Regions from separate parts of the Homo sapiens genome. Here region 1 is linked to region 2. Evidence: chromatin loops called from intact Hi-C (ENCODE). Cell type or tissue: B cell. All regions are shown on one strand. Links, peaks and the distances in the headings refer to the core of each region. The heading gives the core; the rest is flanking DNA. Region 1 has its middle 16 kb from the start of PPIF. Region 2 overlaps ZMIZ1 (zinc finger MIZ-type containing 1).

The links. A loop is a pair of places that touch in the nucleus more often than their neighbours do. Peaks named below come from ENCODE experiments on the same cell type or tissue, not always from the same donor. Only the 100,000 strongest peaks of a DNase experiment are listed, where the experiment ranks them.
Region 1: a loop joins it to region 2, with 4 times the contacts of the local background. A loop is called at or near these places in 18 of 110 quality-filtered maps.

The regions. Positions count from the first base shown.
Region 1 is chr10:79,326,517-79,336,476 of GRCh38, reverse strand. No RefSeq gene overlaps it. Among named protein-coding and RNA genes, the nearest start is that of PPIF, 16 kb to the left of the region's middle. RefSeq lists enhancers at 4,413-4,692, 4,365-4,865, 4,733-4,992, 3,992-5,191, 4,866-5,366 and 1 more and cis regulatory regions at 4,261-4,761, 4,304-4,804, 4,374-4,874, 7,152-7,652, 7,328-7,828 and 1 more. In B cell, for the core only: no CTCF peak of the experiment used is centred there; a DNase peak (open chromatin) is centred at 4,536.
Region 2 is chr10:79,237,214-79,247,173 of GRCh38, reverse strand. All of the region lies in intron 7 of ZMIZ1 (zinc finger MIZ-type containing 1), which reads right to left. Among named protein-coding and RNA genes, the nearest start is that of PPIF, 110 kb to the left of the region's middle. RefSeq lists enhancers at 618-697, 728-777, 788-957, 1,178-1,257, 1,788-1,917 and 5 more, cis regulatory regions at 1,944-2,444, 1,818-2,650, 3,042-3,542, 3,046-3,546, 3,942-4,442 and 3 more and silencers at 3,298-3,627, 4,018-4,307, 4,578-4,687, 4,738-4,877. In B cell, for the core only: no CTCF peak of the experiment used is centred there; DNase peaks (open chromatin) are centred at 2,053, 3,323, 4,313, 4,913 and 3 weaker places; H3K4me3 peaks cover 4,825 bases; H3K27ac peaks cover 3,917 bases.

The sequences.
Region 1 (9,960 bases), core at 979-8,978, 89 kb before region 2:
CTCACACCTGGGCTCCCCACTGATTTATGCTGCTAATATCGGTACCTCCTCCAGAGATTGCTGTGTGGTCCAATGAGATGCCACAGGGAAAACACTTAGTGTTAGGCTGCCACAGAGCAAGGCCAGAAATGACCTCCTTTAGGCCCAGACCTGCCTCTGGTCAGCTCAGGCACTGAGGCCAGGAAGGGCTGACTTCCAGCCAGGGTGCCTTTGTTACCCCTAAGTTCAGAGGAAAGAGGTAGCAGAGAGGCCACTCTGAGGTTCTCTGTCTGGTGGAGGGACAAGAAAGGTGGGTCCAGTCACCCCTGGCAGGTGTGGGTGTGGTTCCCCTGGGCTGGAGCTGGCAGGGTCACCGTAGGGAGAGGGGCTAAGCTCAGGGGAGAGAGGTGGGAGGGAGAGAGGAAGGACTCTGCGTGTCCAGTGTAGAGGCCCTGCTCACCCTCCCTGGTCCTGACCCCGGCTCCAGCCCCATCAGACTCTGCAGTTGGACTGTTGCTCAGGGCCCGGTCTTGCCCCGGCTAGGCCACTGTATAGGAGGCCTTGTGTGCTGAGGCTCCTGGTCTCGCCTGGCGCCAGCCTGACCCGCTCAGCTCAGCCCCTCCTCAAGGCTGTCCCCACAAGCCATCTCCTCCAACAAAGGGTCAGTGTCCTCGAGAGGGCAGGTGCTGCCAGGCGGGACCACAGCCAGGCCTGCTGGGGAGTTCTGGGCAGTCAGTTCTCAGAGGAGTGACCAGGGCCTGGCTATGTTGAGGACAGGGCTGGCGGGATCTTTGTTGTTTTTGTTGGTTTTGAGCCACTGCCCCTAGGAAGAGGTCAAGGTGAGAGAGGCAGGCAGAGGCTAGGGCTGGGGAGCTGCGGTACTTTAGCCCAGTTCATGGCTAGAGTCCAGATGGGGGCCTCTCAGGAGGAGTAGAGGCCTACTGACCTCCCTGCCACTATCCCCATGCCCCACCTCAAGACCCTAGGCCCCAGCTTGACCTGAGACCCGGCAAAAAAGAGCCAGAATCCACCCTATTTTCAAGCCAGGAAGGAGTCTACCCTTTAGTGTGACAGCTTATACCCACCCCCATTTTCCTCTCTGCCCACTCCGTCAGCCTGTTGAAACTCCTGCTGAGGCCCACTGCCTGCCTCTCTGCTGCCAGACTGGGCCACCTGCCAGTCCCACAGAGCCAGCCTTCAAACCCCCACAGCTGGTCAGTCAGCCCTGGGAGAAGTGGTCCCCCCACTGGGTCACACTTCTCTGAATACAGGCTGCTCACAAGCAGAATTTAAGCCATTGATGGGTCAGGGCTGGCAACCATCTCAGGCCACATCAATAAAGGCCAAGTCTCTGTAACAAGGGAGGTCGGGTATTCTATTTGCAGCTCAGGCCTGTGGAAATCAGACAATCTCCAAATATTGGAAGGAGTGTCACAGAACAAGGACAAATGGATGGAGGTTCCGGAGAGTAATGAATGAAAGCTACAGACTTCGGAACAACATGAGGGTAGATAAAAATCTGTCGAGGATTTGCGTATATTGTGCTTTTCCCATCAGATTATAAGCTCCTTGGAGGTCTTGTTCATCTCAGTAGCTCCTCCACCATCTCAGTCTCTTAATACCTGTCATCACTCAGCTCACAGTGATGGCAATAAATATTGGTAGATCAGTGGGTGGATGGATGGGTAAATGTATGAATGGTGATAGAGTATGGATGGGGAGATGAGTAGGTGGGTGGATGCATAGGTGGGCAGGTGAATTGATGGACAGATGGCAGGAGAGTAAATAACGGACTGACTCCTACACTGGAGCAAGGACAGAATGGAAGCTGGCATAACCCTGGCCAGCACAAAACAGGCTTCTCAAAGATTTCTTACAGAGGCTGCAAAAGGCATGAAACATAAGAGAAAAGGCAGATAACCTAGACTTCATTAGCATTAGCAACCTGTATTCATCAAAAGACAACATTAACGAAACAGAATTAAGAAATGAAGCTACAGGCCTGGTGCAGTGGCTCATGCTTGTAAACCTAGTGTTTTGGGAGGGCAAGGCAGGAGGATCCACTGAAACCAGGAGTTCAAGCCCAGCCTGGGAAACATAGCACAGCTCTGTCTCTACAAAAAAAAAATTTTTTTAATTGAACTGAACATGGTGGCATGTGCCTGTATACAGTCCTAGCTACTTAGGAGGCTGAAGCTGGAGGATTGCTTGTGTCCAGGAGTTCCAGGTTGCAGTGAGCTAGGATCATACCACTGCATTCCAGCCTGAGCAACAGAGAATCAAAAGAAAGAAAAGGAAGGAGGGACGGAAGGGAGGAAGGAAGGAAAGAAGGGAGGAAGTAAGGAAGGAAGGGAGAAAGGAAGGAAGGAAGGAAGGAAAAAACTACAAAGTAGGACAAGATAGTCACAATACATACATCTGACAAAAGTTCATGTTCACTACGTATAGAGAACTTACATCCATCAATAAGAAATGGTAAACAGCCCAATAGACAGTGGTCAAAAAACTTGAGCAAGCATTTCACATATACACAAAAAGGTATCCAAATGACCAATAATCATGTGAGAAGGTAGACAGACAGCATCTTTAGGGTCATCAGGACAAAGCGAATTAAAGCCCCAATGGGATACTATTATATACCCACTAAAATGGCTAAAATTAAAAAGGGTTGCTGAGGATGTGGCATAGCTGGAACTTCCATACATTGTTAGTGGGAGTGTCAGTTGGTACAATAACTTTAGAAAACTGTTTGGCAGTTATCTACTAAAGCTAAAAATATGCTTACCTATGACTCAGAAATTCCACTCCTAGGCATATATTTAAAAGAAATGAGGGCCAGTCATGGTGGCTCATCCCTGTGATCCTAGCACTTTGGGAGACTGAGAAACGAGTATCACTTGAGCTCAGGAGTGTGAGACCAGCCTGGGCAACATAATGAGACCTCATCTCTACTTTTTTTTAAATTAAAATTAAAGGCTGGGTGTGGTGGCTCACACCTGTAATCCCAGAACTCTGGGAGGCCGAGGCGGGCAGATCATGAGGTCAGGAGATTGAGACAATCCTGGCTAACACGGTGAAACCCTGTCTGTACTAAAAATACGAAAAATTAGCTGGGCGTGGTGGCAGGCACCTGTAGTCCCAGCTACTCAGGAGGCTGAGGCAGGAGAATGGCGTGAACCCAGGAGGCGGAGCTTGCAGTGAGCCTAGATTGCACCACTGCACTCCAGCCTGGGCAACAAAGAGAGACTCTGTCTCAAAAAAAACAAATTTTAAATTTAAAAAAGAGAAATGAGTATGTATGTCCACACAAATACTTCAAGTGAATGTTCATAGGTGCCTCAAACTGGAAACAACCGAAGTGCCCATGAACAGTAGGGTGAATACATGCATTGTGGTACATCCATACAGTGGAATACTACTCAGCAATAAAAAAGAACAGCTACTGATGCAGGCAGCAACATGGATGAATCTCACTCATGTGTCTGGCAGCTGAGACCTCGGCCGGGCAGTCGGCTGGAACACAGGCTGTGTCCTCTCCATGTGGCCTGGGCTTCCTCATGGTGTGGGAGCTGGGTATCAAGAACTAGAGCCCAGGAGCAAGACCCGGGCAGTAGCTGTGTTGCTTTCATGACCTACTGCCGGGAGACACATGGCCTTACTTCTGCCACATGCTGCTGGTTAGAAGTGAGTCACAGAGGCCAGCCCATATTCAAGGGAAGAGGAATAAGACTCCACCTCTTAATGCCAGGGGTGGAAAAGAAATTGCATGTTTTAAAATCACTGCACCAGGGAAGATTGGAAGCACGGCCCCTTCAGAGGATGAGCCCTGACTCTAATGGGGACAGTTTAGAAGCTCAAGTGACAATTGGCATGGCCGAAGACCTCGGCATCTGTGGCACACTAATTTTTAAAAATTTTTAATTTGAGTCCTTTTTTGTTCCCTTGAGACAAGGTCTCATTCTGTCATCCAGGATGTAGTACAGTGGTGTAAACACAGCTCACTGCAGCCTCCATCTCATGGGCTCAAGCGACCCTCCCACCTCAGCCTCCCAAGTAGCTGGGACTAGAGGCTACAAAAATCTTGAGGATATGCTATATGATTATGGAAAGTACAAGAGTAGGTGAAACTAATCTATGGTGAGATAAGTCAGAATAGGGGCTACTTTGGGGGAGGGGGTCACTGGAAGTGGGTACAAGGGAGCCAGCCTTCTGGAGTCCTGGAAGTGTTCTAAATCTTGATCTGCATGGTGTACATATGTGTATATTTACCAAACTCTACATTGATGATCTGTGTACTCATTATATTTTTGTTATACTTCAATAAAGCATTTTTAAAACACAAACACAATTCCTTTATTCCAGAAGAGTTCAGTGTGCTGGCGTGGAAGCAGAGCCCAGAAGGTGCATTATCTCTCCTCCCCTTCCAAGAGGCTTGGTTCTCAGAACACAGCATAATACATCTCACGGGAATTGAGAAGTCCTTGTCTGAGGCAAGGGGGCTGGGCTAGATGACGAGGAGAAGATGCTCATATGGGGAAGTCCCCGGGGTGGGATAGATGACAACAGGATGACACATGCCTGGGACTTTCCCACCAGCTCTTCCCAAGGCCACCGCACACTTGAGCTGCTGAGGCACTCAGAGAGCGCTGGCCAAGGGTGTCTATGCCTCCGCACCCTAGTGTGCTGTACTCTGAGGGGTCATGACTCCTGGGGGCTTCCCACCACTGCCCCTCCTCTGTCTCCAGTGTGGGCCACTGTACCAGCTGCAGAGCTGAAATCAGAGGGGAATAGGGAGGAGGTGGGAAGAGGGGGACCTGGAGCTACTTCCTGCCCTCCTGGGCCTCAGTCTTCTCCTCTGTAATACAGAAAGATTGTGCTACACTTCCAAGGCCATTCTCAATGCAGGTTCTGAAGGTTCCCTGGGCACCCCAAGCCACCCATGAGCCCAACTGGCTTGCCAAGCACATCTGGAGAGCTAGAGGGCTCTGTCAGCTGACTGCACAAAGCCCAAGTCATCTGGGCTTCTCCTCCCGCGAGTCAGGGAGCATCACAGGAGGCTGACACAGGTGAGCCTGTGAGGCCGGCTGACCAGGGCAGGGCACACCTCATGGTCAGAAGTGAGTCAGCCGGGGCCTGGCTTCACTCAGCCAGGAAGCCCACGGGATGGAGCTGGACCAGGCTGAGGACTAACCCATCACAGGTGCCAAGAGAGGAACCTGAGTCACCCTTGCCCCCTCTCTCTCCCACTGACCCCACTCCTGCCAATCAGGCATCCACCCTTTCCTCTATACCTCCTTGGCATCCCTCGGGTCCATCCTTCCTCCCCATTCTGCGGCCCCCTACCTTAGAGACTGCAGTAGGCCCCTCCCTGCCCTCCAATCCTAGCCCCAAAGTCCAGTCTCCTTCATTCTTCCAGGTGGAACATTTTCCCCCTCCTTTATTCAGGCATAATTGACATTCAATACAATGCATGGATCTTAAGAATGAAGTTTAAAGAGTTTTGATAAATGCATACTCCTGTGCGACCAATACCCAGTCATGTCAAGGCATAGAATACTTCAATTACCTTGGAAAGTTTTCTCTACCCCTGCCTCCAGTCACCCAGCCTACACCCAAAAAACCCTCTGTGCTGACTTCTACCCCCCAGAAATGAGCTTTGTGGGTTCTTAAGCTTCACATAAAATAGAATTTTTTAGTAATTATACATTAATGCTCCTTTATGTCTGGATTCTTTCACCCACTGTGCTTTTCGTCTTCATCCATCTTTTGTGACTTTTATTGTTGGATAAGTTTCCATTTTATAAACATGACTCAATTTGTTTATTCATTCTCATGTTGATGGACAACTAGACTGTTTCCAGATTTTTACTGTTATGGATAATGCTGCCCTGACCACTTGTGTACGTGTTTTTGTGTGGATATGTCTTCATTTCTCTTGGGTAAATTCCTGTAAGTTAAATCGCTGGGATATACAGTAAATATATGTTTATCTTTATAAGAAATTGACAAACTTTTCCAAAGTGGTCATACCATTATAGACGCCCAGCACTAATATATGAGAGGTCCGGTTGTTCCACGTCCACACCAGCACTTGGTATTTTTAGTCTTGTTAATTTTAACCATCCGAGGATCTTTTTAAAAACCACTTCTAAACATCCCAAATGTCCATCGGCTGGCAAACGGACAGACAAAAGGCGGTAAATCCACACAATGGAATACTAGTTGGTAATAAAAAGAAATGAGATACTGATATACAACAGGAATGAACACTGAAAATGTTACACCTGGTGAAAGAAGCTCATCACAAAAGTCCACCTTGTGTATGATTCCATTAATATAAAATGTCCAAAGTAGGCAAATTTATACAGACAGAAAATATATTGGTGCTTTTCTAGGGCTGAGGAGATGGGAGGTTGGAGGGTGATAGCCAGTGGGTGTGGGATCTCTATTTGGGGTGATATAAGTGTTCTAACATTTATCGTGGTGGTTCACAAGTCTGTGAGTATACTAAAAGCCATTGAATTAGACACTACCTGAAAAAGCTATCTGAAAAACCAAACCCACCACATCCAATTAGCAGGCTACCCCTTATAGCTCCCTACTGTCCTCAGAGTAAAGACCCAGATTCCCAAACCCAGATTCCCCCACATCGTCTTCCTCTCCTGCAGGCCCCATGGAAACCGCCACTTCCAGATGCACTCTCTGCCGTGGGCCTCTGAGTGCCTGCACGTCCTGTTCCTGCGTCCTGGACTGTCGGTTCCACCTCACCTCTGACTCACCCTTTATGGTTCAGCTCACCTGACAGCCTTCCCTTCCCTCTCTCATTCATTCATCCATTCATTCATGCAACAAGCAATTATTTAGGCACCTGCTGTATGCCAGGCTCTATTCCAGGCACTAGGGACGCAGCAGCAAACAAAACAGACTAAATCCCTCGTGGCGTGCAGGAACAGATAATAATTGAGCACTTAGTCAACCTGACGTGCCCCAGTCCCTGCCTGCCGTCCTTCTCCACATTTCCACAGTGCTTTGTAGGCACTTCCGTTTCAACACGAACCCATCTGCACTTTCACAAGTCCACAGTGGGTCTCCCGGACAAGGCTGGGACTTCATGAGGGTAAGGGCCAGGCCTACCTCTCCTGGGCATCAGAGCAAGGATAGTGCGTCCTCTGTGTGCGGCATCCCCCACAGTCCACAGAGCCCTCTCACAGCCCTGGTCTCATCTGCTCGCTCACCCGCTCTGTTCAGCAAGCGGGGATTGTGGAGAGGAGATGTGAAGGCAGGATGCCCACTGCCCAGGTGAGGCAATGAGGCCCTGAGAGTGCATGAGACCACATGGCTACAGAAGCATGGCAATTGGCTTCTCTTACTCCCTGCCCTGGGCAGGCTCCTTGTGGCCTGGCCAGCTCTGAGGGCCAAGGATTGGTGTCACCATACCAGGAAGTGATTCCAGGCCCAGCAGGAACCACATGGCCCTGTGGGCCACATCTCAGGGCGTTGCCTTAGTTTCCATCACTCGGGCTGGGCAGCATGTGGCAGGATGGTCAAGGAGCAGCAGCGTGTCTCCCGAGCCTCTTCCCTGCCCTCAGCCCAGCTCAGGTGAGTCACCAGCACATGAGCATGAAGTCATTCTCGGGGCTCCCTCTCTCAGGAGGTGTGCAGTTCACATGGGAAGTATGGGAGGGGGACCTGCAAGGCCTCCTTAATGGTATGATTAGTGCTCATGGGGTGAAGGTGGCTCAAAGCACCCCTTGAGGTGACACTTTCCTCCAAGGCCTTGACACACACCTGGCTCCTCTTTGCACTTGCTCCTTCTGGTCTACTGTGGCAGCAGCAGAGGTGGGGGCTGATCTTCAGCAGGCAGCATGGGGCTTCTGGGGCCTGCATCCTTGGGCCTTTCCAGCTTCTTTCTTTATGAAGCCCCTGAGGGCTGGTGAGATGGCCCACCTGGGGTTCCTGTTCCTGTCTCCAGCTCCTGGTAATGGCCGGAGGGGAGGGAGCCCCCATTACCCAAGTTGCTCCAGTGGCTGCTGGTGCTCTTCCTGCTTCCAGCAGCGCCAAGCCCTAGGCCCTCCAGATTGAACCCGGGACAGGAGTTCTCCTTCCAGCCCCCTTCTGCTCCTGGAGTCAAGAGGTTCGCAGATGTGTTCTTGTTTGTCCATCTGCACGCTGCTGGGGGCAGGTGCCCTGCTCAGCTCAGAGGCCATGGCAAGGGAGAAGCTGCCTCCTTTCTGGACCCAGCGGAACCTCTCCTCAGCTTATAGTTCCAGACCCACTCCTGCCTTTCCCCAGGGTGGGGTTGGGTGATAGTTTTTTGTTTGGTTTTGAGACAGGGTCTTGCTCTGTCTCCCAGGCTGGAGTGCAGTAGCACAATGATGGCTCACTGCAGCCTCAATGTCCTGGGCTCAAGCAATCCTCCCAGCGCAGCTTCCTGAGTAGCTGGGACTACAGATCTGTGCCACCATGCCCAGTTTTTTTTTTTTTTAATATTTTGTAGAGACAGGGTCTCACTATATTGCCCAGGCTGGTCTTAAACTCTTGGGCTCAAGCCATCCTCCCACCTCAACCTCCCAAAGTGCTGGGATTACAGGTATGAGCCACCATGCCCAGCCTTGGGTGATGGTTTTGAAGTCTCAGAGACTTTGGGACTAGGAGGAATTAGGCAAGGTGCCCAGCCTAGCACCAGAATGCTCTCCTCACAAACAGCAGGGATGTGTCCTCTGTCTAGTGGATGTGGAGGAGGGGTCCTCTTCACGCCCCTGGGAAGCTCCCCATAGTTCCCTCCCACAGCTTCCATCTCTTCCCACAGTCCATCTCTTTCTCCCCTTCCCTGGGACACCCCACCATTCCCTGAAGCCATGATGAAAGCCTGGGCCCTTCTGGGTCCTTGCACTATCATTGAGCCCAGGCATCCTGTTTGGATGGTCCTCGGGGTTCCCAGGAGAGGATGGAGAGGGTTTACCCCCATCCCTCCGTTCCCCAAACTTGTGCTCTTGGCAAATGTCTGCAGATCCAGCACATCCTGCACAGCAGAGATGAATTCCCTCCAAGGTGGCGATTTGGGTTCTATTGTTGCACGGCGAGCTTGCCCAGAACAGCAGCTTTAAACCATGACAATCACGGATTCTGCTCAGGGATCTAGAGCTTGACTGGACTCAGCTATGCGGTTCCTCCTTGAGGTGGCACACAGCCTTGGCCAGATGGTGGCTGGGCTGGGTTCATCTTGAAGGCGTCTTCACTCACAGGTCTGGGGCCCAGGCTCGAAAGACTCAGCTAGCAGGGCTCACTGAGCATCTCTCACTTTGCATGTGGTCACTCCATGAGATCTTTCTACGTGGCAGTTTCAGAGATTGGGACCTCCCACATGGTGGATGAAGGTGACCAGATCTATAAGAAACATTCACATTCTCCATTTCACATCAACATGACCCTTTTCCTGACAGTAACCCTGATTTTCTGCATTTACAAAGCTCATACTCCTTCCTGCTCTGAATTGCACTGCAAAGCATTGCTTCCATTAACCTGACAACAACAATGAAGAGCATCCTGTCCAAATCATGTCACCTTAATTCCTGGGTTTCTTCCTAGATGAAAGAGCTGGTGGGGAGACATCTCAGTTTGAAGACACACACACACACACAGACACCCACATACACAGACACACACACACACACACACACAGATACAGAAACACATAGACACACAGAGAGACACACATGCACAGACACACAAACACATGGACACACAGACACACACAGACACACACAGAAACACCACACAGATACAGAAACAAAGCACACAGGCAGATACACAGACACACACAGAAAACACAGACACACACATATATGCACACACACAAGGTCACACAGACACACACATAGAGACACACAGACACGCATAGAGACATACACACAGAGACACACACAGGGAGCCCTGATGACACACACAGAAACACACACAGACACACAGATACAGAAACAC
Region 2 (9,960 bases), core at 630-8,629:
TGTGCGGGGGTCCCTGCAGAAAGCCACCGCATTTTCAGACCTCCCACTTCAGTCAGGTCAGGGCCATGGGAGCTGGAGGCGGCAGCAAGGCCTGCTGCTGGGGGAGTGGGCACCTCAGGACACAGGGACAAGGCCACAGGAAGCTAACCCTCACCTCAGGGCTGGAGCAGGAAACCAGGCAGCAGGCACAATGAAATCATAAACCACACGTTCCCACTGGGAGACTGGGATTTGCAGTGGGCTGGGAGAGGGCATTGGCTCCATCCATGGCCTCTCCTGCCATGTGACCTTGGGGCAGGAAGTCCCTTCGGCCCTCCGGCCAGTGGGCTGGCCTTCCTTCCCTGCCTGTGGTGTCTGGCCAGGGAGCTCCCTGGGAAGCTGGAAGTGCTTCGAGGGTGGAGGCCTTGTTTTTCCCTTTGCAGGCTCCCTCGTGAGGCAGCTGCTGCTCTGCCAGGCCCTGGGAGAGTTTCCTCCTGCAGCCGAGGCTTGGGGAAGGAGGGCGAGGGAGGCCCAGCAGATGCTCTGTGACACGGTGTGGCGGGGCAAGAGCAAGGGTGAGGTGCACTCTGTACCAGTCAAAGGTCCCGAAATCCTTCTCCCTGCTGGGTTCGGGCCTGTACCCCTCTCTCTGAGGTGGTGCTAAGGATCCCAGCCACAGGCCCCACTGAGGAGTTCCTTCCCCATGGAGGAGCCAGCCTCTCCCGAGGGACCCATGCCGCATCGCTCAAGGTAAACACCTCCCTTGCCCAGAGAGCCTCGCGCCCGCTCCTTCCAGCTCTGCCAGCACAGAACTCTCTGTTCCTGAGGACCCGAGGCTGAGCTGGCGCTCCCGCCCGATCAATGGATGACTTCACAGGGACTGACGCCTACTGGCACCAAGACTGTCCCTCAGGGAGGTCTGAGGCTGCTCCTGGGACCGCTGCCCACTCGTGCCCCCTGGCTGACCTCTGCTGGATGACAGAGTGCTGGCCAAGGGGTTGGAGACCTGGGACTCATGCCACCCTCTTGCTGGATGACCTTGGGCAAAAGTGAACCTCAGTTTTCTCCTGTGTTAAATGGGAATGCCTGGCTGGTCTACTCCTTCCCCGCAGCAGGCTGCCACAAAACAAATGCTAGAGAAACAGGAGGTCTCTTTATCTAACAGACTCGCCTGCACTGTTACACTTGTGGGCTCTGAGCTAGTGTCCTCACTGCACCTCTGTCTTAAGTCTATCCTCCTGGACAGCGCTGTCTGTCGTCCATGGAGCTTCCTGTTGTGGTGGACATGTTCTAGAGTCTGAGCTGCCCAACAAGGCGGCTACCAGCCTTCGGTGGCTACTGAGTGCTTGAATGTGGTTAGTGCCAAGGATAAGCTTAACTCATCCCTTTAATTAATTGAAATTCACAAACAGCCACATGTGGCCAGTGGCTACTGTACTGAATGGCGTCATCTTAGACCCAGCTCAGTCACTCCTTACTCCCTGGGGCAACATTCAGGAAGCCCCGGGCAGGACTTCCGCAGAACCTCTGTGGAAGCACCTTTCTCCCTCTAGCTGCCTGACTCCAGACTAGGGACTCATCTCAGAGTTCCCAGGGACTGCATGGACTGGGTGCTCAACCAATGCAGACTGAGATCTGGAAGTGCTCTTTCAATCCCTCTGCCCCCCGACCCCGTCCCAACTCCAATGGGGAAAACACACCCAACCAGCCTTCCACTCGTGCCATCATCATTCAGCAGCCACTGGGCACCCACCATCCGCCAGGCACCACAGTTGGCACTGGGGCATACGGTGATGAGAAACACGTGGTCCCTGCCTTCAGGGAGCCCACTGGCATCAAGGTCTTGCTCCTGTTGGAGCCAGGCCTGGCCTCCTACATCCCCAACTGGATGATCTCGGGCACATCAGTTTTCCCATCTGAAACTGGGGCTCAAAAGTCCCTGAGCGCACAGGCTGTGATGAGAATCAAGAGGCATGAGAGAGGCACAGGGGCTCTGAGCCAGGGGAGGGCTGTGCAGGGCAGTGGAGGCAGCCTTATGTAGCGAGGTGTAAACTCTGTGCAGGCTGCGCTTCCGGTAAAGACCTAGATTCTCACCAAAGCATCGCCGTTTGGTGGTTTCTCACTAAGGAAGTTCAGGATAAAAATAGCTCAGAAGGGGACTTGAATCCAGCTAGTTGGAGGGTAGTCACTGCCTGGCTTATACACAAAAAAAGGGGAAAGGCTTGTTAGGAGCCACGTGGACTCCAAGAGTCACCCTTCCACGCAACCCCTGGGACAGGGCCTTTCCTCCATAGCAGATGGGAGATAAGCTTCAGGCCCAGAGCCCCATAACTGGGGGAGCCGGAGCCCCCACGTAACATCTGGGGTCACCCTGACTTCAGGATGGCACGGCCTTTTCACCCCAACTCACTCCTCAGCCAGATTTCTGACTCTCAGCCTGATTTCTCTCCTCAGCCCAATTTCTGTGGCCACTCTCAAAGATGGGCCAATGAGAAGCACACTGGCACCAACTCCATGCCACCTGCCACACAAAGCCTTCCTGCTGGAAGAGCCATCAGCCCTGCTCAACACTCATCTGGCAGTCTCGCCTGATGGTCAAGGGCGAAGGGACTGGGTCCCCACTGCAGGAATGACAGTCTCCTGAAACCCGTCTAAAGAAGTGCCAGCTGACCTCTCCTAGTTTCCCCCCAGAGGGCTTCTCGACCCAGGAACTGGTACCTATCTGGTGCCCACCGCACCATGGCTTGGCTTCGAAGACACCAATACCAAAACCACATGCTCAGGACCCCAGGCAGCCTCCTCTTAGTCCCTATCAAGGGGCTCTTTCTCCAAGGTCTTGTACAAGGTCCTCACAACCAGGCATCTCCTGAAAGGCTGCTTCCTGCCCTCTGGTGCAAATCCACCTCTCTCCTCTAGCCAGCTTGCCAGCAAACACTTGTCAGAAGTCTATTCGGCACCCACCACCTTTGCGAAGGGCACCCTGCCGCAATGGTGGCATCACCAGTGCCCGTGGGGTCTCTACGCGCTGGAGGCATCAGGGCTGCATTCTGACAAAGGAGCAGCTTGAAGTCGAGGACCCTCAGGCGCTGCCTCCGAAGGCATCCTGGCCGATTCTTATTTTTGCAGCGTGAGCCGACTGAGCACAGAGCCTCGTAAAATGTCTGCTGGAGAGCCAACACTTCACCTTCAGGGACCTGGGTGGGGGCGCACTCTGCCCCGTGGCCCCAAAGAGAAATGAAGGCCCCGTCTGTGGGCACACAAAACCGGCCCGGTGCACGCCGGTGCCACTCTCGCGGCCAAGCCTGGGGCTGACACCATGCAGCACACGGCGCTACCCACAATGCACCGGCCCTCCTCTGTCACACACAGGCACGCACACTCACCCCCGCGCCCGGAGGGAGCCCAGGGCCCGGCCCGTGGGCGCCCAGGCGCCGACCCCTCCGACCCCGCACTTACCTAGAAGTTGCACCGGTCGCGATCCCGCCCTGGCGCCCTCGGGGGCTTGGGGCCCGGCCGGCGGCGGCCGCGGCGAGCGACTCCGGGTAGGATTCAGCCAGCGCCGAACAAAGGCTGCGCGCAGGCAGCGGGCGCCGCCTGCATCCCCGCTCCGCGCCCCGGCGGCGGCGGCGGCGCGGGGGCCCGGGCGGGTCCGGCGCCCGCTCGCTCCGCGCTGCCCGCTCCGAGGGCGCTCCGGCTCCCGCGCTCCCGCTCGCTGCTGCCCGCCACCGCCGCCGCCGTCCGGCTACCGCACCGCACACATCAATTATTCATCGCCCGTCTCCAGCTTCCCGGGCGAAGCCAATCATAGGCGGAGGCTCCGCTAATGGGGCCGCCGCCGCCGCCGCCGAGGAGGCAGCCAGCCGCGCGCCCGGGCGCAAGCGACAGCTCTCCAGGGACGGGGATGGGCCGGGGGCGCGCGGGGGGCGGGGGCGCACGGGGCGCGCCGGAGAAACTTCCCACGGCCCGCGCTCTGCGCCGCGCTCGCGGACCCTGCGGGCGTGACCACCCACCCTGCGTGTGCCCGCGTGGGGCTGGGGGCTCCGGGGGAGGCCAGGCCAGCCGCGGCGGGGGGAGGGGAGGGAGGAGGAGGAGGAGCGCGGGAGGAAGATGAAAGGCGAGCAGACCTGCCTTGGCGTCTCCAGGGAGCCCCGGCTCGCGCGCGCCCTCCCCGCCCCGCGAGCCTCGCCGTCCGCACCCCGCCCCCCAGCCCGCCGCCCGCACTCACTCGCGCGCGCAGACCGTCAGCCCAGCCACTTCGCTGCGAGGGAGCGCGAGCGAGTATGAATCGGAGGCAGCTCACATTTCAAACTTGCACGCAGGGGTGGTGCTGGTGCACGCCGCTGCCGAGCGAACGCACGACCCGACGAGCAGCACTCCAGCCTCCGGGCGGGGGCGGCGACGAGGCCCCTTTCCTTCCCCCGCCCAGGCAATTAATTGGAAGCAACACTTGTGCGAGTGGGGCTCCCGGAGCGCTGTCGCCCGAGGAGGCCGCCGGGAAGGCGCTGGCGGTGGATGACTTCGGGTGTCTCCCGCCCCCCAGCGAATCCTCCCAAGTGGGCATGCTAATGAGGGTCCACGGCGGGGAGGGGGTGGAGGAGGGAGCTGAACTGGAGGGGGCCTCGGCCGGGGGGAGGGGAGGGGAGGGGAGGGGAGGGCGGGGCTAGGCATCCAGATTAAATCTCGGTTTAAAGGATTTTCGGAACGGGCTACGGGGTGGAGAAGGTAGGCGGCCCGGCATCTTACTTCCCTGACCCTGGGTGCCCTGGCACCCCCGGGATTCCCCGAGCGAGGGGCCCAGGACAGGGTGAACACGCGCACGTACGCTCCCGCTCCCCGACTTCGGGGAGTTCCTGTGACCAGGAGCTGGCGGCAGGAGGGAAGCCGGGGGCGGCTGCGCGCGGCCCTGCCCCGCCCCGGGAGCTGCTGCCTTCCTGACATTGCATCCTGTGGTGGCCGAGGCCTCTTCCTTCCAGCCAGTCTGTCGCAAGGGCTCCGGGCTTTCAGCGCTTGCTCACCCCCCACCTCTCTGCCCCTTAGACACCCCTGGAAGCCCACCTGCTGTCCCACCTCCAGAGATCTTCGCCCCTTCCTCTTTCGTGGGCACTCCCTGTCATCATTACCCCCTCGGGAGAAACTGTATTTTATAGCTCCCTCCCCCAGCCCCACCCACCTGCCTGTGAAAGTTGCTTGTGTGGTGACCTAACTGCCCCAAACACTTAGGAAGGTAAGTGAGTCCCCATCATTCATCCCCAAAGAAGGGCAGCCATGACTGTCTTTAAAATCTCCTCTGTATTGGACTGCCGTGCCCTGCTGCCCTGGCCAACACCGGGAGCTGACCAGGTTCACTGGCCTTTGAGGTGACATCTCCTGACTCCATCCCCTCTTCTCAGCCTCAGCCTCTGGCTGGCCCCTAAACCTTCCTGCCGGCCCTGGAAGTTGCTGGGACAAATCACTTATCTAGAAATAATGTTCTTGCTCCTTGTTTGACATAAATCGTTAGCAGGCTCTAATCCCACCCACTGCCACTTGAAATATCGCTTTCAGGATGGCATTTGAAAATGCAGTTGTCATGGGCTTTCCCTCCGAGAAGCTGGTTAAATGGATTAATTCGTACTTCATAACTTGAGCCTTTTGGACACGAACTAGCTTCCTGCAAGAGAAATTAATTGGCATCCCCTTACTGGCAGGCCAACCCCAGGGCAGCCAGGGGAAGGACTTCCCTTCAGCTTTGCACAAATTCCAGGCTCTGCTTATCCTCACCTCCATCTCATCTCCTTGTAGGTTATTATGGCTTCTTTGGGGACAGTCATTTACTCACTGAGACATTCACTGGGGCCCTGCCCTCCCAAGCAGCACCGCAGGCAGGGGTCCAGTGAAGACTCGCCCATCTCCCCACTGCAGATCCTCCAGATGACTGACCTACTCTAAAGCCCACTGCTCAGCAAATGACACCCAGAAAACAGATGTGGTGGGACAATATGGCTCACGTGTTCCAAGAGAACACTGAGATGGATGTACCTAAGATCTGGTTTCTACTGTTAATCTGGTTTTTAACAATGTCAACACTTGGACCTCCATTATCCAGAATCCAAAGAGCCACTATCTGAAATAACCAGAACACAAACCCTTCCCCATTCTGTGCAATGGCAGTTCACTATTCTAATCTGATCCTTAGTGCTTTCTGAGCCACCAAAGACCCGCATGTTTGGGACTTCCAAATTCATTTTTGAGATATCCTATATGTGTTGGTACCATGTGGCCAGCCCCAGGAGCTGAGTTCAGCAAAACCACTTTGGTAGGTTGAGCCAGAATTTGGACTGGAATTGAGCAGAGGTTTATACCAGAGGGGGACAGACCTGGTGGCATTGCCCAGGAAACTTCAATAAAGACAACCTGCCAGTCTCCCTACCCCATCTCCCTGTTCTCCCAGGTACCCACTCTGGTAAGTCATAGGGTGGGGCTGGAGAAGAGAATTAATATACGCTCCTCCGGCTTGAGACCAGAGATTTTAGACTTTCCCCAGGTAAGCAAAAAAAAAAAAAAAAAAAAAAAAAAAGATAAATACTCTTCACTAGATTTACGTAATTAGGAAAACAAATTGTTTTCAAGCATCCATTCACCAGACTGCACGGGAGGCCTTCAGGCCAAAGCTGGGGTTTTCAGATGCTAATTTCAAGGCTCTCTCTGGCCCACTTGGTTAGCAAACTCTTTCTAGTTACACGCCTCCGGTCTACAGAAATACGGGCACTCCAACCAGTCTCTGCTTCAGAGGGCCTTCTCCACTTGTTCCGAGTTCCAACTCCACTTCTCCAACTTCCAAAGATTTGCTCAAAAGCCTGGGGCCCAAAGCAGCCCGCTCCACCCCCTTGATAAGGATCTACAGCAAAGAGGCCGCAGACAAAGGCGCTCTCCACCTCAGCTCACAGGCACTTGGTGAGCTCTCTGAGTGACCTCGGCAAGGGGGGCATAGCCCCAGGGGAATGACTTGGGAGAGAGAAGAAAGGAAGAAGAAAGGGCGAGCTGCAGCCCCCGCGCTGCGGCTCCTTGATGAATGCCCGCCAGCGCTTGGGAGGCCTGACGCGAGGATCAATAGCGGGTGGCTTTTCTCGCGGGTGTTTGAACTCCTCCTGCCGTGGGCCCTGGCGAGGAGGAGCCGCCGATAAATCACGGCGCTGCAGCCGGGAAGGCAGTGGTGGCTTGCTCGGGAGAGCAAGGGGAGGGAGGATGCTTTACCCAGCTGGAGGAGCCTGCCATGCGGAGCCTGCCTCTGCAAGACCAACTGGGTGGGGTTGGGGTGGGGGCGGGTGGGGACCCTTCCAGTCAAGCTGGGGGCGCAGACAGGGGCCTTCTCCAGGGCTCCCCTGTTTACCCACAGAGGGATGGGCTTCCTGGATCCTGTCCCAGCATTACCCAGTAAAAAGAATCAAGCCACCTAGGATGTAGGTCACCCAGGGGTCAAAGTGGTTCTGGGCTGGGTCACCTCCTGTATAAGGCTTTGCATAGTGGGAGGCCTGGGGGCTGAGAGGCCACTAGCAAGGAAAGACAAGCATACAAAAGCCAGGCTCCCTCTGACCGCTTAGAGGGAGAACAATGAAGCCAGGGACGGCTCTGCTGGGTGCTGGGTTCTGAGACACAGAGCTCTTCTTCAGGCAGGGTCTGCTGATTCAGCAGGGCTGAGCAAGGATCCTATGACTCGGAGATGTCACCCATGCGGGCGTAGGCGCTCAGAGGGAGGGTGAGGTGGACAAGGAGGCCCCAGCCACGTGTCCACGTGAGAGTGACAGGCATGAGCTCAGGCCCTGGGAGCTGCCTGGGCCATCCACCTTCACATCCCTGGTCCTTCTCAGGACACGTGGGAGTGTAGAGCATAGAGTGGGCATTCAACAAATGGATGCACACATACCGGGGACCTGGCATGGAGCAGCTATCACACAGCCAGCTCAGTTGCCCAAGGAAGGCTCAAACAGCAGCCCTGGGGCATGAGACAACTCAGGGGCTCTGCCTCCAGAGACCCCTTCCTGGGGCTTCTGCCAACCTCTGAGGGGTCAGGGCATAAACTCTCATGTGTCTTTATGACACTGTTCTCTCTGTCCCCACTCCCTTTCCCCCCTCATCCTGGTCAACCTCCTCAGGTCTTCACTTAGTCTTTAAGATGAAAGGGACAGTTGCGGTTGAGCTCCTGGCCAATGCAGGCATCCCCACCAGACCTCAGAACCCCTCCTGTGTCCACACACGGGGTCACAGAGCTAGGGGCCCAAGCAGGATCCTGGCCTCTGCTCTCCTGGTGTAATAAGCAGCTCATGGTTACTGAGAGCTTGCTGGTTGGCAGGCACACTTCCAGGCATTTTCCAAGTATTAACAATCCTCACCACCAGACCTTTCTGACAGGAGCTATTTCCACTGTACAGAAACTAAAACAGAGGCGCAGGGAGGTTTAGACAATTTGCCCAAGGGTTTAAATGACTTGGCAATCCAGTTCAAAAGTATGCATTGATAACCATCACATATTCCCAAGGTGGGAGTCTAGGATCCAGAGAAGGAAGGTGACCTCCAGGTCACACAGTCAATTAGAGCTGTGATGAGAGCTCATGCCCCCAACTCCGTTTTATATTCTTTCCCTCATACCACATTACAAATACTGAAATAGTTCTTGCTTCATTGTGTTTCTTTTTAGAGTTTAGCATCTATGCATTTGTAAGCATTTGTGTGACATTTTGAGTTTGCTGGGGCTCCACCTGAGTGGGGGACAGGGACACGATGCACAGTGAGACCTCCATGCCTCTTAGCCTCCTGCCACTCTACCCCGCTCCCCTTCCTGGGCGTATCCTCCAGCAGGGCCACTCATCCTGGACCCAGGCTGCATTCCCAGAAGTCTGCATTTGGCTTCCACCCAAATCCTATAATCGTTTCATTTTGAAAACAATACCACCCGGTGCCCCACACCTCCACTCAGTACCTCCGAGAAGTTCTACAAGGGCAAGGTTACTGGGGTTCCAGGAAAGCATCCTGCCAGGCTAGAGGAGAAGAGAGGATTCTGAGGGGAGGGGGCACGTGAACCAGACACAAAATGATCATTCAGAGGAGCCTGCTCAGCTACCTGCTCAGCCCCAGGCTACCGAGCGGGGAGGGGGCAAGCGGGGAGCCGGTAGGGCTTGGGGCTGCCCCCAGGGCTAGGGCGGAGACAGGAAGGAACTGGCCATGCTCTCCTGGCTAACTGAGGCGCTGCAGAGGGAAGGGAGGAGCCTGGATTTGGAGGCTGAGGCTCAGGAAACAAGTTCTGACTAGCTGGTGGCCCTGACGAGCTGTTAGGCTTTCAGAGCCTCGACCTCCTCCTTTGTAAAACAAGGGTGAGACCACCTAACACCAGGTCCTAGGAAAGACCAATTGAGAAGCCATGGTGTTAGGGAGTGAACTGTGTCCCCACAAAAAATGTTGAACTCCTAACCCCCAGAACCTGTGAATGTGTCTTTATTTGGAAGGAAGTAGGGCCTTTGCAGATGACCACGTTAAGATGAGGTCATTAGGGTGGGCCCTAATCCATCAGAACTAGTGTCCTTATAAAAAGAAGTTTAGACACAGAGACATGCATGCAGGGACAATGCCACGTGAAGACTGAAGTTATGTTGCCACAAGCCAAGAAACTACCAGAAGCGAGGAGAGAACCTTGGAGAAGATCCTTCCCTAGAGCCTTCTGAGGGACCTTGGCCCTACTGACACCTTCCTCTGGGCTTTTAGGTCTCCAGAACTGTGAGACAGTGAATCGCTATTGTGTAAGCCACCCGCTGTGTGGCACTTTGTTATGGCAGCCTTAGCAAACTAAAATGGAGGATCCGTTAAAACCTAAGTCACAAAACATTCTTCTGCTTAAGACCCTTCCTCATGTTGCTCTGGCCCCGTTGGTGTAAAATGCAAGTCCTTGTGGCTGAGCCCCCCGCGTGACCCAGCCTCCAGTCTCCGTCATCTCTCTGACCTCATTTCCCT